2 separate regions of the Homo sapiens genome follow, and region 2 is linked to region 1. Evidence: chromatin loops called from intact Hi-C (ENCODE). Cell type or tissue: OCI-LY7. All regions are shown on one strand.

Region 1 (2,500 bases):
TCTTACCTGAGCAGAGTAATTGGGTGAGATTGTTCATGGAGGCATTGCTGGCTCTCTAGTCCTGGAACCTACAGTTGGTCCAATTCATTATGCCAAAGGGTCCGTCTAGGAGGTTCTTGTTCCAAGTATTGAGATTCCCGAGAGAAGTAGGTCCCCTTAGATAGAAGCAGAGTTTCTCAGAGGTATTTAGCAGCAGCTGGTGGACACAGGACTCAGGGAGCTGGCCCCCCTCTTCCCTTCCATGTCTTTCATTCCTGCATGGGAACCTGTCAGATGGGGAGATTGTTAAAATCTCACCACTGGAGGGGAGGGCCTCAAAGGCCATGGAGACAGCACCTCTCTCTTAGTGAAGGCATCTTCAGATAGAATTCAGCACAAATTCAAAGGTGGCTCCCCAGACCCTATCTGTCACATCGCCCTCTCATCTATTAGTATCTGAAGTCACCTTGATCATTTATTTGTTTACTTGATTATTGTCAGCCTCTCATCACATGAATGTGAGCTTCATAAGAACAGAGACCTTATCTGTTTTGGCCAACATTTCACCCCCAGTGTCTAGAAAGTGCCTCATGCAATGAATAGGTCCAATACATATTTCTTCAATAAATGAATGAATGAATGAATGCCAAAGACTCCTTCATAAAAGCCAGGGTCAACTGACCTCTGCCAGAATTTTGGAGAGCCTACACCACAGACTTTTGAACCTCTTAGCTGATGACAAATCTTTAGCCTTCGAAGCGGAAATTGATTTGAAAGAGCCCAAAGTACTCCGGTAAAGTAGGTGATGTTGAACTGGGTAATGTCAATTTCAGAAAAAGAGGACACGTGCCTGTGAAACACCAAGAGCAGTGTCCTGGGGTTGGGGAGGACACCTGCCTGGGTGTGGGTGGCCAAGGGGAAGAAGGAAGAGAAAGAGCAGGGGAAGATGCTGTCCCACAGCCACCACCACAGGTGTTCACCGGCCTCAGGCGCCAGCCCTGCTCAGGGTGAGAGGCGAAGAGGGAGGTGTGCTTAAGGCCAAATGAAAGAGGATCTGCCACCCTCTCCTCCCCCAACTCTTACCACATTCTAGCAAAGAGAGCTGCAGGAGCAGTCAGGAAATCCCCTAACAAGGCAAGCATTGGAACCAAGAGCCCAGGTGGCACGGATGAGTCACTTCACTTACTTGGACTCAGTTCCCCTATTTGTGAAATGAAGCAAGGATGAGAAGAGGAACAAGACGTGATCAAGAAAAAGGCAAATGTTTTCACAAGTGCCTGTCATTGCCCCCTTCTGTTGTCCCCTTCCACATGTCACCTGGTACATTGTACATTTCTTCTAACAATTGTGTTATTGGCCAGGAAATACAGAGAATTCTTTTAGAGAATAGGTTTTCTAAGTGTTAAAATTGTTTTTATTTTTAATTTTGTAAGGGGAGGACATCATCACCTTTTCAGTTTGGGACTTTTGAAGTGTTTGTTTCATTAGGTCACATTCAGATGGTTTTAGAATTCAAAAGGTACAAAAGGATAGTCCTGGAAAAGCTGCTCATCTGCTCTTGACCCCAGCCATCTAGTTCTCCTCCCTGGAGGAAACCAGCATGCCCAGTTTATTGTGTACGTTATGTGTACATGAGCAAACACACAGACACACAGAAACACACTCACCATACAGGCGTCTTCCTTACACATGACAGTGTACTACATACTTTGTTTTGCCTTTTGCTTTTTCACTTAATATATCTAGGAGTTAATTTATTATTAATACATACAGAACTTTCTCATTCCTTTCTTCCTCTTCAGAGTGTTCCGTTCTATGGTTGCTCACAGTTTATTTAACTGGTCATCTAGTAGTAAATTTAGATTGTTTCCACTTTTTACACTTGAAATGATGATGTAATTATTAAACTGCAACAAACATCATTTGCACAGGTGTAAATATGTGTGTAAAATTAGAGAAATGGCCATTAAAGTAGATCTGCCATCCCAGTTTTAGGAAGTCAGTATTCCTTTTTACAAATCCAAAATACAGTGTTACCCAATTTGACTACTCATATTATAATCCAGATTTCACTCTGGCTGTTTCCAAAAATCAAAGCACTCCTCAGAGAACAAAGATATGACATCACTGAGGATATTCAACAGAACTACCAATTTCTCTAAAGGCCGACCTCCAAGGAGAATCCAAACGCCTTCAGCAATAACAGCATCACTAGAGTGAGTATAGCATGTCCCTGGATGCTGATGATGGAGCGATAAACCCTCATGACACAGACATTTCCAAACAATTCAGGCAAAGTTTACTGAGTGCCAACTACATAGTCTGTTTAAAGCCCAGTCTGTCCTATTACACTGGTCTTTCAGTTTAAATAAATAAATAAATAAATATAAATAAATAAATAACCCAGTCTGTAAGGATGAATAGAAAAAGGCCTTGTCATCAAGAAACCAATGATCTAGGGAGCAGTTCTCAAAGTGTAGTCCAGGGACCCCCTGGGGGTTCCAGAGATCTTTTCAGAGGG
Region 2 (2,500 bases), 1.5 Mb after region 1:
CAGCTCCCCCCGCTTTTGTTTTTTGAGGCAAGGTCTTGCTCTGTCGCCTTGGCTGGAGTGCAGTGGTGTGATCACAGGTCACTGCAGCCTCAACCTCCCAGACTCAACTGATCCTCCCACTTCAGCCTCCAGAGTAGCTGGGACTACAGGTGCACGCCACCATATCCAGGTAATTTTTGTATTTTTTTGTAGAGAGGGGGTTTCACCATGTTTCCCTGGCTGTTCTCAAACCCCTGGGCTCAAGAGACCTGCCTACCTCCGCCTCCCGAAGTGCTGGGATTATAGGCATGACCCACCTCGCCCAGCACAACCCCCACCTCCCCTACTTTTTTTAAAAAAGAGACAAGGTCTCACTCTCTTGCCCAGCCTGGGGTGCACTGGTTGTGATCATAATTCACTGCAGCTTTGAACTCCTGGGCTCAAGTGATATCCCGCCTCAGGCTCCCAAGTAGCTAGAACTAAAGGCACACCCCACTGCATCTAGCTAATTTTTTCTTTTAGAAATGTTTTGTAGAGATACAGGTCTCACTATGTTGCCAAGGCTGGTCTCAAACACCTGGCTTCAAGTAAGCTTCCTGCCTTGACTTCTCAAAGTGCTGGGATTACAGTCATGAGACAGCTAAACTTTTTAAAAATTAAAAAAAAAAAAAACCAAAAAACTAGAAATACCGAAAATGATTTACCTGATTGATTTGTCCAGGAGAGATCCTGCAAGCACTGTCAGATGTTGAACACTGAGCAGAGGTGGAAAATGATGTCATTTTGGTAGTGAAGAAACTGCAGTCTGTTGGTAAAACTAAATAGAAAAAAAAATTTATAACATCTATTCTAATGCAGAAAATTCCCTATTTAGCATTCACACAAAGGCAACCAGCAGAAGTAAAAGACACATATGACACATATAATGGAGCACCGTACACAAATGCTGTATACCCTTGCTGAGGTTCTGCATATCTTCTGACTACTTTCTAGTTCTGATTTAATTAAGAGTAAGAATCGTCCAAGCTTCTCTCAGGTGAAGGCTGAAACAGTAACAGTTTCAGGCACGCTCCAACCTCCAACTGATGTTAATCAGTAAACTGTTTTAGCTGAAAGTCAAATCATTATCTCCCCAATGGTTATCAGGTAGAGCACTCTCTAGATGCAAGACTGGGGATTTACCAAGGTAAGTCACAGGTTTTAAGATTCCAACAGGACTTCTAGGAAAACCTCTACAACATGTTGGAACATGTCTTGACAAAGGACCATAGAAAGTTAACTAAGAGTCAACATTTTAAGTACCAGTTAAAACAGCTTGTAAATGTACCAACCCCAGAAAAAAACACAGCAATTACAAACCTACAAAATGGGTTAAACCGAGATGGACATATACCATCAAAGAAAAGATGTAGCATGAAGTGAAATACAGAGTAAAGTTCAATGAAAATCTTTCACCTACCTTTTATCCTTAAAAAAACAAAAGCTACAGAGAAGGAAGATAGATTGTTTATTTATTTATTTATTTTGAGACACAGTCTCGCTGTCCCCCAGGCTGAAGCGCAATGGCGCAATCTCGGCTCACTGTAACCTCTGCTTCCCAGGTTCAAGCGATTCTCCTGCCTCAGCCTCCTGAGTAGCTGGGATTACAGGCACACGCCACCACGCCCAGCTCATTATTGTATTTTTAGTAGAGACGGGGTTTCACCCTGTTGGTCAGGCTGGTCTCAAATTCCTGACCTCGTGATCCGCCCACCTCAGCCTCCCAAAGTGCTGGGATTACAGGCGTGAGCCACCATGCCCAGCCGGAAAATAGATTTTTAAATAAACTTAAGTTAACCTTCATTTATGCCTTTTTCTAACAAAAGGCAACAATTATTAAAACTGATGACTAACAAGCCACATCAGGGAAAGGGTAAATGGCGACTAGAATAGGCCAGGTGCAGTGGCTCACGCCTGTAATCCTAACAGTTTGGGAGACTAAGATGGGCAGATCACCTGAGGTCAGGAGTTTGAGATGTAGGATTTAATAAATTCCTCTTCAAAGGTTTTAGCCTGTAAATTGTTAAGTACAATGAGTTCTGAGATGCTCTCCAAAAAACCAATGTATCTGTATGTTCAGCTCCCCTGTTCTTTGTTCTTCATTTAAAACTTTAAAAGTTTAACTTCCTCATTCTCTTCATCTCCTTGCCCCTCGTTTCAGTAAACAACCCCCTCCTAGCTTCTATCACCTGCTCCATCCTGAGTCACTCCTGGTCACCTCCCTTGACCTGAGTCATCCTGAGTCACCTGTTCTGTAACTGTTCTTCCCGCCATACTACTCGCCCAGCCACTCCAGCTCATACCCCTGCTCTCTTTAAAATAGCCCATCAGTATTAGCTTAGACTGTGCGGTCCAACCCTAGCCAATACGGGAACAACACAGAAGTAGGGGCTACCTGCGTCAGGGATAAGAACCCCTTCCCCTCCCTTGTTCAGGTGTGCTCTCACCATTGCTCCATCCGTGAGATGCACCCTTCCATAGA

Evidence for each region. Peaks named below come from ENCODE experiments on the same cell type or tissue, not always from the same donor. Only the 100,000 strongest peaks of a DNase experiment are listed, where the experiment ranks them.
Region 2: a loop joins it to region 1, with 17 times the contacts of the local background. A loop is called at or near these places in 2 of 110 quality-filtered maps.

Annotation. Positions count from the first base shown.
Region 1 is chr1:206,049,508-206,052,007 of GRCh38, reverse strand. No RefSeq gene overlaps it. Among named protein-coding and RNA genes, the nearest start is that of RHEX, 2.4 kb to the left of the region's middle. RefSeq lists enhancers at 803-1,302, 2,457-2,500. In OCI-LY7, a CTCF peak has its summit at 1,303 (motif pointing left); a DNase peak (open chromatin) is centred at 1,067; H3K4me3 peaks cover 1,820 bases; H3K27ac peaks cover 2,345 bases.
Region 2 is chr1:204,523,780-204,526,279 of GRCh38, reverse strand. MDM4 (MDM4 regulator of p53) reads right to left here. Exons shown (of 11, transcript NM_002393.5): 2 at 684-796. The coding sequence starts at 761. Among named protein-coding and RNA genes, the nearest start is that of MDM4, 8.6 kb to the right of the region's middle. RefSeq lists an enhancer at 688-1,887. In OCI-LY7, a CTCF peak has its summit at 1,092; a DNase peak (open chromatin) is centred at 2,219; H3K4me3 peaks cover 1,128 bases; H3K27ac peaks cover 2,500 bases.